Regions from separate parts of the Homo sapiens genome. Here all the other regions are linked to region 3. Evidence: chromatin contacts called from ENCODE Hi-C or POLR2A ChIA-PET data. All regions are on one chromosome and are shown on one strand. Each heading gives the region's core, a stretch centred on a gene start or an enhancer-like site at or near the end of the contact. The rest is flanking DNA. Distances are from core to core; before and after follow the strand shown. Region 1 has its middle 24 kb from the start of SESN3. Region 2 overlaps MAML2 (mastermind like transcriptional coactivator 2). Region 3 has its middle 230 kb from the start of FAM76B.

Region 1 (3,797 bases), core at 201-2,700, 300 kb before region 3:
AAAGATGGGTAAGGGAGTACCTGAGCAAACCAGATGTGGCAGGCTCCGTGAAGTATATCCATGTTTTCCTGCTCTGCTTATGTAAAAATAACTGAGGGAAGCTGAAATATTTTGTATGTGTATTAAAAGTTAAAGGGAAGAAGGGTTTGGAGCAATGAATGAGATGAAAGACAAAGCTGTGCCAGGAAAGATGAAAGCCAAGCAAAGGGTGGTTAATCATCCCAGTCAGAGACAAACAAGAGAAATCTAGTGTGTCCTGAGAGCTAAGGAGCCCCGCTATCCACCATGGAAATGTCTCTGACATCTAAGTTACCGAGCTGGTTACTAAGCCTGCTATTTCTGATCTGTCAAAATCATTCCATTAAAACTTAAAATAAGCCTGCAACTGGATAAGCTTATCCCTTACAGAAGCCTTATGTAATAAATGCAAATGTGCATCTGAATTATTAGGCTTCTATTTTTTTCCCTCAAAGCTGCACTTAATCAGTAAAAGCTTGTGAAAGCCTAAAGATTTCTAAAATAAATGTGTATCTAAGAGCATCTCTAACATTGTCTTGAGAGCTACCAAGAGGTTTAGAAGAAAAGGCCTTGTGTGGAGAACAAGAATTGCTGGGTTCTGGCACTGGTTTAGCTACTTAATTTGCACTGGTTCTTGCAAATCACTTAGCCTCCCAAGGTTGAAAGAGTCTATGTCTGAGTGAAAAGAGTTCAGAAACTAGGATTAAAAACCATGGGTTTGAGGCCCAGCTTCATCATGTGCAAGCTATATGGCTGGCAATGGATTTAATATTTAGGGGTTTGTTTTCTTATCTATAGAGTGGGGGAAGTAATAGTACCTCATGCATGGGACAGCTGCAAAGAACATATGAGACATTGTATATAAAAAAGTTCTTTGCGCACTGTAAAGGGCAACAGACAAGTTGGCCTTTGTCACTACTTCCCCAGTTTACCTAAGGCTTACAGAATGCTGGGAAAATAAATGAGAGGTAATAAGGCATTTTTTATAGAAAGTCCTAAAAATTACTTCACAATTCTTTGCAGCAAGTGAAGACATAGTTTAATACTGATGGTAAAGGCAAATGAACTAATCAGAAGGCCAGCCCCATCTAGGAGATGTGTAAGACATCTTCCACCTACAGTCGAAGGCAAACGATAAGGTTTTTTTCTTATTCTCTTGTATTCTAGAGGCTGTTGGGGGTTGGGTGGCTTGGAAGAGAAAGTGCCACACAATAGCATTTGCTAGATTACGGCATGGGGGTTGGGAGGGCGCTATAATTTAAGAGGCATAAGATGACTGAAGTGATCACACAAAAAAGATATCTTCCAATTCCATTTGAGCTACAATCTGATTTCGCTGTTGAGTACAACGTCCCCTTCACAAGAATCAGAAGTCAGCATCAGGGCTGTGCTGCATAAGTTTTCCACCCAGCAACAGGATGATGTCAGCAGCCAGGGAGAACGACCAATCAGCAGGCAGAATGAATCAGAGCGTGCTGGGATTTTGCTCAACTGTCTCTTAGCAAAGCAAGCTGTGCTCTGAAGTGCAGGGGTTATTTGCACTTCCTCTGCACTTGAAGCTGAGGCTGAATGGCTCTTTAGCTGAAAAGGTACCAAGGAGTGTGCAAGCAGTTAAGATGATTTGCATCCAAGCAGCCAGTCTCATAAGTCATGAGTCATATTTGTTTTCCTGAAAGTATTTTTTTGGAATAAAAAATTCAGCATTAATAAAGATTCTAAAGTCTTGATTTATATGTTGTGTCTTATAATTGCTTGAAACCTGTTTTGTTTCATGCATAGTGATGCTGGGCAGCTCTTGGCACATGAGCTACAAGTAAAGTTCAATACTGCCTCTTAGGGAGTTTGAACTTGCCTCTGATGTTTCAAGTCTTCTCTCTAATGACAAGCAGCCTGGAAATCAACAGCTGTTTCATTTCTGGGGCAAAAGTGCTAATTCTCCAATTACACTAAAGTGTGTTTTGTGTGTGCTTTAAAAATAAGTCTAAGCTGGAAGGATATGATGTGACTTGTAGACATTGTCTCATGGGTGGGAGTGGAGAGGGCTTTGTAGCATTTCTGAAAACATGAAGTTATTTCCCAAAATTTTGTCAGTTTTTCTGATCTTAGTGGGCAGTGACAGCAGTATTGGAAAAGGGTGCAATCGAAGGGTTAAACCTACCTACCCGGCATTACCTATGACATATCCCAGGTCGATTAGACCTCCCAGGCAGGTTCCTCACTGGCATTATCTGAGGACAATTTCTGTGCTATCTAAGGCCAGAAAGCAGTTTTTCCTGTGAGTGGTGAAAACACATCTTTCCAAAAGAAAATATATATCTCAGAGAGGGAGTGATTTTTCATCTTGTCTTCTTTCAGAGTCCTTGGTAGGTCTCAGGAAGCACCATGTACTGCAATTTATTAGCCCAGACCTGCTGCAACCTATCCTTCTACAGTTTGCTTCTTGGCTGAATGCCTCGTTTTCCTCATTACTGAAATGAAAAAGGGTTTACAAAGCTAGCTAATTTGAGCTAATTAGGGACGGGCTATTCTGAAATATGAAGAAGGCTGGATTTGAGAATATTCCTTAAAGAAAAGCCGACATTACATTCAAAGGTTGGTAATATGCTGGAGGAGAGAGCACAGCTTCCAGAGTTTAGGCTTCCCAGCTTTTGAATCCCAGCTCTGTGCTTCCAGCCACCTCTCCATTCCACAGGTGCAAACTGGGGTAATGCTTAGCTCCAAGGACGGTTGTGAAGATAAACAATCTCTCACCACCAAGCACAGGCAAAACACATAGTAGCTACTCAATAATTCATAGACCCTCCACCCCCTTTAAACTGGAAATAAACAACTTGTTGGCTGATAGAAATCCCAGAGGGACCTGCTTTCACAAATACTGTAGGATTTGTAATTAGCATGTAAAAAGACTGCTTCCAGCCCTTGAAAGCATGTTGTCCTTTAAAGGCTCTTAGGCAGACTCAAGAAGCCTTGTTTGCCCTCTAGCATTAATTTGCTTAGCAAATTCTCACTGCTAGGGCAAAATTAAATTTCAGTTTAGGCTCTGTTTGATTGACCACAAACTCTAAATGAAGGTGGCTTTAGTGTGATCTAACTTTCACTTGTTTGGGATCCTTGAGATTAATGCAATGGGCCTTCGAGTGATTCTATAAGGCCCTGGCACTCTTTACGAGAAAGACGTAAATATGAAGTATCTGAAGCAATGCTGTTATCACCATTCCCTTTCCTTAGCTTAACATCCCTCAAGGGGTGCTTCTGGTGCCCAGAGAAGTTTAGAAAAGCTTTTGACAGAGCAGAGCAGACTAGGAGTCTGTACAGAGGTGAAAGCCCTGGGAAGGTATGAGGTTATAGCAGCTGTAGAACCCAGAGACTTCTGGAGGAAGTCGGGTAGGGGATGTATTTCCTGGGTGAGGGCAAATCAGCTATTTTGGATTCTTTGGTTCCTCATTAGTCAGAAATCAAGAAGACTACAGAAATGGCAACATTCTGCTGTTGCTACTGGTCCTTTCTCCTGAGGAATGCATTTGCTGACTAAGACATAACTTCGTAGATTCGCTGTCCACTCACGGCTTAGTTTATTGCAACACAGAGAAGGTCTCTTTCTTCCCGGTGTGCAGAAAGATAAACTGACAGCCTGTGGGTAAGCTCAGAGACTTGCGAAAGATCACGTTAGGACATCAGGATGGAGATACTGAATGCGGAAACAATGAAACCGGAAGTTGAGATCTTCAGACAGTACCTCCATTATTCCAATCACTTCAAGTCCAAATGGAGAAGTTTAA
Region 2 (3,655 bases), core at 201-2,700, 500 kb after region 3:
GTTAACAAGCAACCATTCAGGAGGCATCAGGAGAACCAGGGAGATAGGCAAAGAGCAGAAAAAGGGCAAACTTTACCTGGATTTAATTGTCTATCAGTTTTATGCCTCCCTGTCTCCAGAGATGGCTTAAACTACTCTCTGACCCAACTTGACCAGCTTCCTTGTCCAGTTCTGAAGGGCCTGGCTCACAATTAGGCAGAAGTGAGCATTGTGGCATTGTATGTCTTCAAGGATTCCGTTTAGAAACTAGACTATGAGATGAAATGAAACAATGCATGTAAAGTGACCACAACTGTACCTGTCATGTCTTAAACACTCTATAAGTCATAGCTATTATTATTCTTTCTTCCTGTATTGCTTGCAAAATGCTACAAACTATCAGAAAGTCAGACCTCTCAGTGGCTTTAGCACCTAGTATTATTTTCAGTCATATACATTCTTTGCATGTCTGTCAGGAACATATTTGTTAAGTGCTTGTTGGGTGAACCAAGGTAGTGACTACAGAAAGTACAGGGAGCCATATTAATCAATATCCATATGATACATTTAGGAACACATACTAGGAAATTTGAAAATGCATTAAGAACCCTTACCATGAGGCATCTACCACATGGAAATTGTCAGGTCTCCAGTTCTTACTCCCCAGAAAGGGGACTGTTTTGACTACAGAGAAAATTTGCTATTATTAATGCTTATCAAGCTAAGTTCATACAGAAATAAGTAAGAGAGTCAGGAGCCACTCTCCTCTTTGTCACACTCCTTGGACTTAACGACACCACTCTGCTTCTGCCCAGTTTTTAGTAAACATGGCCTTCACCATCAGCCAACCTTAGTTCCAAACACTTCTCAGGAGAAACCTTAATGATAGGCTGTGGTTCCTTTTTATCCACCAGAGCTGTCTTGTCTGATATCACATTGATGCCCTGTGTCAATGCCATTTGGATCTTTCCTGTGTATAGAGTCTTAGACCAATTTTCCATTTTGTGAGTTTCCTTCTGCTCCTAACAAAGAACAGAGAAATGCTCTCCACATTCTGCTTCCAGAGCTGCTCAAGTCTCTCTGAAGATTCAGTACCTAGTCTAGGTTTCTTTTGCTGGGGGTTAGATTCTGAAACATTGAGTTCCCTGGCTTCTTTGCCTAGAATGAAGCCTAGAGCCAGAAACGATCTAAGGCAAAGATCTCAGAAGAAGGTCCCACCTCAGGTGATGAGCCTTGCCTGGCCTGAAGTCTAGGGTGAGACTTAAGTGCTGGACTGTCAGCATAGCTTACATTTCACAGAACAAACCAGAACTCCATTCAGCACTCCACTTACTTCATCTGGCAAACATTATGAAGCAGGTACTGTACTAAGTTTGGGGAACAGAAAGTTGGCAAAGACAAGGTGTCTTCCCTTGAGAAATTCAAAGTCATTAATTGTTCATGTAACACAGAATACATTCATGAGTTCATTTTTTTAGAAAAAGGAATATTGATTCTCAAACTCTCATAGAGAAATGTTCACTACTTCCTCTAGCCTGGAGTCCTAAAATGTCTGACTCAATGAAGAAAAATGCCAACTGCCACTAGAGCCTACTCAAATGAAAACTCTGTAGCAGAATGATCTTGATTATCTCAGAAATCCCTGACAGAAATGGAAGCAATATAAATAAACACAAAAGAAAATAGAGGTACTGTAACACAACTATAAATTGCTCTTCTCCCCGACTTTCTTCCAATCATCCAGGGCAAAAGAAGGAAGTTGGTCTTTGTGGCAGAGAATAGACCAGCAGCTGTTCTCTATCCTGCCAAGAGGGGAGAGACTTATTATAAACAATAGCCAACAATATGTCCTTTGGGACGGGAAACTCAGCCAATTTGGAGGGGGCCAGTCTGGAAGAGAGAAGGAGGGTTAATGGGATGGGGGGGTGACCAACATAACAGAGGATGAATTAGGAGAAAACACTATCAAATTTTCCTGTGTACTTATGTTTCTATTACCTCATTAGGGTGATTACATAATGTGACTCCATTTATAAACTAAGAGGGAAGGAAGGGGCGACATTCTCCTTAGCGGTGGCTGATGTGAGACATTAACATACCAATAAGTCATGTGGGCAAACAGTTAACATGTTTGGGAACATCTTTCCTTTCTCTCTTCATCTGTTTGGTATTTTGTCTGCTCCTTCCCTCCTTTCAGCCATATATGTGTATCTGTGACTCAGAAATGGAAATGGAGCTGACAACTTGGGTGCCGCCATTTTGAGAGCTCTTCATGTAAGAAATATATGGAGTTTGTTTTACTGTTTTATATTCCATTGGGAGAAAAAAAAATGAACAATCTTACTTACATGTATTACTATGCATGGGTCCCTTGCCCATTCCTCTCTGCAAAATCCCCAGAGGAGTTCTTAGCCAGGTGCAGATTGGAATTTTAAAGGTTCTTATTTCTTAGGACATTTTTCTACATGTGGAGAAATGCCATTCTTTTCACAGACTAACTTGTCAGTGTCCTGATTCTAAGTAGTAACTCTAGACGGGGATATTTTAGGGGAATGCTGTTTATGGATATACTATTAATTTGTGCCTTAACTTTTTAAATAGCTCACTAGGACAGTAAAATTCACTGAGTGATATTTAACAAATGAGGAAAATGGGTTTCAAAAATGTGAAACAACCTGTTCTGATAGTTAGAGAAGGAGGCCAGACTGCGATCCTGTAACAACAGCAGTTATACAGAACATGACTGTAATAAACAATTTCTAAGGGAGGTTGGACAGTTTAAGGAGGGGTTCCTTTATCCATGGGTTCTTCCAATGAGGGAGCAGTGTGGGAGTGTGACGGTGTTAAGTAGGACCAATTCTATTTAAAAGGGTCCCTCAGAGAGAGAGAAAAAAAGAATTAACTATTTAGCCTGTATTTGTCTTACATATGGTTTTAATTTGATATACTTACCCTTTGTTCCCATATAACCATATTAACCCTTCCCCATTTTGTTATATTACTTCTGGTTTTAATTTTGGGGGCTTCCAAAGGCATTTTTGCAGTTATCATTTCTCAGAAGATGTGCACTGATTCTGTTTGTTCTTATGATGGCAAACTAAATAAAGAGTTTGAGGATCTGCATTACACATGAACAGGAAGGGATTTCTTTATTCAGATTAGAAAAAAATAAATTTTAAATATTTCTATTGTAGACAGTATAGTAGGGAGATTTCACTCTACCTGGGGCCTGGGAAGTAGTATTTACTTAAATTAGCAATCAGTCCATTCATTTAGATCTACTGTTCCATATGTTTTCTGTTCACATTATTTTGGTTACAGTATCTTAGCTATCCAGCAGATGGCATCTGCTTCAAAACTCTCCTAACTTCCATTTACATTTCAGGACAAACAGGATACTGATACATTGAAACCTCCCTTAATTGACTTCTACATTTAGTACCTAGAAAAGGTTGCTGGAAATATAATTAAGGGTAGACCATTCATTCCCTTTTTCTTGGTAAGAGTCATACTTCTCTCTTGCCATGCCCATGGCACTACCATGGACGCCTAAGAAAACCTCAATAATTTGAAAGGAAACATAATCAGAATTAAACCCACAAGCTCTCTTTAAAAATCTATTACTTTAATTGCTTTCAGCACTACACAAGAGCTTAGTATTAATGGCAGATTTAGA
Region 3 (4,047 bases), core at 647-3,146:
CCTTTACACACAAGCACCACTAGAAAACATTCCTGGAATAGTTTAGGAAATAAATCGGTCTAATCCTGAAATGCAGAGAATCAGAGGCCTCAGGAAAGGGGATTTAGGATTACTGGTCAACTTTGATTAGGAAATGAAAGGAAAGTTCTGAAGATTAAATCATTGATTAAATTTCACCGAACATCTCTGGGCAGCTATAATTAGCAAACATGATTTTAGAAGTAGAATTAGAGGAAGGGACACATAATGTCAAGTCAGGAGATGTGCTGCCCAGGACACATTTAGCTTACTTTACCATTTTACTTCCTTCTTCACAGTCTTCTTTCTAATTGGACATTCAGAAAGGAACATGTCATGCACAGCTTCAAGCTTTCCGATGGGTTGCCAGTGAGCCTCTTTCTCCAGATTTGGCAATTAAATGCTTAGTGAATACTTAAAATGTGTCCCCACCCTCTCGTAGACTAGTCCCCCATCGCACTTTATCCCCTATGCTGCTGCTCCAGTGCTCACAACATTATCTGAAACCATATCCTATTATGTTGTATTAAATTATGTTTTACCATGTTATTTATTTATTTATTTATTATATGTCTCTCTGGAGAGTAGATTCCATGAGAAATAGCTTCATCAACTTTGTTCACCCCTGCATTACTAACTTGTAAAATGGTCCCTGAAATATAGTAGCCACTCAATACACATTTGTTAAATGAATGAATCAGCTATGGTATGGACTGCTGTGAGAGGTATTGAGGGAGTTAATATATAGCATTATTTAGTGCTTACTGTCTCCTAGGCCTGTTCCACACAGTTCACATCGATTAACTGCTTTAATATTCATTACCTTTCTATGAGATAGATATCATTACTAGCCTCATTTTACAGATAAAGAAAGTGAAGTACAGAGAAGTTAGGTAACTTGCTCAGTGTTGCACACCTAGAAAGTGTCAAAGCCACACTGGAACGCAGATCATCTGGCTTCAGGGTTCTGTTAAACTTTATGATAAAATAAGACAAGACACTACCGATTTGAGAAGAAAAGTCTTGCCCACACAAAAAAATAAAGAAGTTCACAGTGAATAACAAATGAAGGTTTAATCAATACGTTTTCTAAGGCTGAGAGGAGAGAAGGTTCCCAGAAGACCAAAGTTGCCGAGGAAGGGCTCATAAAGAATCCGAGATTTCGACTGGTTCTTGAATAATGTTTTGGCTAGTGATGAAGGTATCTTATCACTGAAGCCCCAGTGATTACAGTAAAAAAAAAAAAAAAAAGCAAGTTCCAGTAAAGACATAAGGGATCCATGATTCTATGACACACAGACATCTTTTTGAAGGTTCTGTTGGCCTTGGCTTTAATATATTTACTGATGTTTATAAGAAAGCAGGGAAATGAGAGAACAAAGAGTAAGGGCATGATGATGTCATTCTTCTGAGATGGTTCTGGAGAGGATGGCATTGCTTCTGGGACACCAGTAGCCCAGAAGTCAGGAATTCCCCCTGGAGAAAGCAGGATTATCCAGAAACAATCACTCTGCCTCCCCACTCTGTCTTCCGCAATGAGAATTGAGCTACTGATACCAGAGTGTTTAGAAAGTCAGAGCTTTCTTAATAAAGACTCCTCTGCACTGGATGGGAATTTCCCCAGTGAAGTCTAAGTTTCAATACCTGATTCCCCACTGATTGCTGTGATGATTATCAGGATGTCAAAAGATTGGCATTCCTGTCACTGAGAACTGGGTTGCTCATTTTCTCCTGAGTTGGGGTCTTCAAAGTCATCTTAAGCACTGCAGGGTTTCAACGAGCTGGAAAATGTGTGAGAAAACAACATCCAAGTCGTGGCTCCCATTTTTGACATCTGCATTCAAGACTGGGCCACAGGACTCCAGTGGTGGTTCTTTCAATCCCTTCTATTCATCAGGGCAGCAGGATTCGTGATTCAATGAGCTACGAATTACAATCCTTTCTCTAGAAAATTGGTTTTTGAAAGTGCCTACTGGGTATGACTAAGAGGTTTTGTGCACTGGGGTTTCAGTTGATGTTTGTATTTTTTCTTATTATGACTTGAAGGAAAAAACCAGAATCTAAAATTAGCCCTTGTTTTTTCAACTTGGAACTTCATAAACACATCAGCAGTGGGGTGTGTGTGTGTGTGTGTGTGTTTTGCAATAAGCAATATTACAATTTCTTGACATTTTCATTGCTGTTTCTTGACATATTTAGTGAGGCTTTAAAGGTTTCTTTAGACAGAAAAAAAAAAGAAAAAAAATGGCTATGTTCCAAATCACCATATGTTTCCAATTGCAAATTCAAAAGCAGAAGACAGGCCTTAACTTAAGCTGTACAGCCTTTTGTGGTGGTTATGGTGCTGGGGAGGTAGGTTGTCTTTTTACATTTAGTTATTAGAATTTCAGTGTTACCCAATGACATAAAAGGAAAATAAAGCATTTAGCAAATATTTGTTGAGTGCCATCTATGTGTAAGACACTGGGTCAGGGAGGGTGCAATCTAGTTGGGGATACAAAATATTAAAGAAAGCAAATGTTCAAAACGGGATGATAAATGGATAGCTTTCAGCCATAAGTTCTCCAGGAGATCAAAGAGTTAGGAGCTGACCTGGTAAAAGAACGATTCATAGAAGAGGTAAAATTGAGCTGAGTCTTGAAGAAGGATAATAGGACATTTCAGGTGAAAGGAACTATAGAGTCAAAGTCACAGTGATGGAGCTGTGCATGCACATTCAGATTGGTGACTGCATCTGTGAGGTTGGAACTGATGCAGTTTCATAAGAATGAGGAAGTTTCCATAAGAATGGGGAAGGAATCATGGAGAAAGATGGGAAAATCAAGTAGAAGTCACATTATGATAAACTGGAGTGACAGGCTTGGTGTACCATGATTATTGTTGTTTAGATTGTATTTAGTCCAAACAACAATTACTTGCATTGGGTACTGATTATAAGCCCCATTCTATAGATAAGGAAACTAAAGCTCATAGAGGCTAAGAAGTTGCCCAAAGTCAAATAATGAATTATTTGGTTAACCCAGATTTGAACTAAAGTCTGTTGGATTCCAACTCCTCTTAATCTTTCTAGCTTAAGTGGTTAGGCAGGCTTGAGTGATAACTGCTGTCAGCCAGTAGTTGATATTCCAGCAAGAATAATGATGTTTTTAACCAGGATGAGGAAATTAGGATGAGTAAACTAAAGAGTAGCTGCCTAGAACTAAGGTGACCAGAGGGCATGGTGGAAGTAGCAAGACCCCTAGAGCTGGCATGCTCTTGATGCATCCTCAGAAGGAACCTTATCACTTACAGCTGGAGTTCTTAGCCTCAGAGTTGGACAGTTCTTCCATATGAATGTCCCCGGCAAGCATTTATTAAAGAACAGATGCAGGGTAGGGAGTCAGAATAGTTGAGGGCACTTGGAGCCATAAAGGCCAAACATGTCCCATTTGAGTAACTGTTCTCCTCGGAGCACTTAACGATTTCTAAGACTGAGGTTCTTGAGTTGAATCAAGTTATCAAATGCTCCAAGGCACTGTAAGTCACTGAGGTGATAGGGAGCTAGGGCCTTAGAGGCCACTGTGTTTGCAGGTAACATGTATCTAATTGTAAACAGGATTGTTTCATGTTACAGAAAAACAAGGAGCTGAAGTGGCTTCATCCATAGCTAGATCCAGGTACTCAAAAAACAAATGTCATTTGTCTTTCTCCATCTCTTGGCTCTATTGTCCTCAACATTGCTTTATTCTCAGGCCAGTTCTTCAAATGGCAGCAAATATAATTAAGAGCACCTCCAGGCTTAACATCTTTCAGTCCACCTACCCCAAAGACAGGAGGGTGGTGTGATTTATGGAGTACTTCTTCCTCTAAAGAGGCAGAAAGATTCCCAACATTAGGTTCAGGACCCAACTTAAGAGTTAGGAGATGAGCCCAGCTACATCCAAACTCCATGGTAAGAGAGTGAGAAATGGATGGTTCTCCAGGGGAAATTAGGTCACTGCTACTAAAGAACAATGGTTACTGGGCAGCTGTCATAACAATGTCGTGATA

Evidence for each region. Hi-C counts contacts between places; a loop is a spot of excess contacts on that map. ChIA-PET counts read pairs that join two places held with the same protein, here RNA polymerase II (POLR2A). Pooled maps may share reads with other maps.
Region 1: a loop to region 3 is called in a pooled map, with 7 times the contacts of the local background. The contact joins two enhancer-like sites. A Hi-C loop is called at or near these places in 1 of 168 maps with a recorded cell type or tissue (tibial artery), 14 of 37 single-sample maps with no recorded cell type and 10 of 50 pooled maps. POLR2A ChIA-PET finds 5 or more read pairs at or near these places in 4 of 52 experiments (GM12878, activated B cell, activated CD8-positive, alpha-beta memory T cell and 1 more).
Region 2: a pooled map shows a loop between it and region 3 (6-fold over the local background). The contact joins two enhancer-like sites. A Hi-C loop is called at or near these places in 7 of 50 pooled maps. POLR2A ChIA-PET finds 5 or more read pairs at or near these places in 2 of 52 experiments (CD8-positive, alpha-beta memory T cell and OCI-LY7).

Annotation. Positions count from the first base shown.
Region 1 is chr11:95,253,006-95,256,802 of GRCh38, forward strand. No RefSeq gene overlaps it. Among named protein-coding and RNA genes, the nearest start is that of SESN3, 24 kb to the left of the region's middle. RefSeq lists an enhancer at 1,094-1,483. Within about 2 kb of position 1,451, at least 25 of the 41 ENCODE cell types and tissues checked have a DNase peak (open chromatin) inside an H3K27ac peak, as active enhancers do; they include GM12878, where a contact is called at or near this core.
Region 2 is chr11:96,051,726-96,055,380 of GRCh38, forward strand. The region is part of intron 2 of MAML2 (mastermind like transcriptional coactivator 2); the gene reads right to left. Among named protein-coding and RNA genes, the nearest start is that of MTMR2, 130 kb to the left of the region's middle. Within about 2 kb of position 1,451, at least 2 of the 41 ENCODE cell types and tissues checked have a DNase peak (open chromatin) inside an H3K27ac peak, as active enhancers do.
Region 3 is chr11:95,554,800-95,558,846 of GRCh38, forward strand. No RefSeq gene overlaps it. Among named protein-coding and RNA genes, the nearest start is that of FAM76B, 230 kb to the right of the region's middle. Within about 2 kb of position 1,897, at least 2 of the 41 ENCODE cell types and tissues checked have a DNase peak (open chromatin) inside an H3K27ac peak, as active enhancers do; they include GM12878, where a contact is called at or near this core.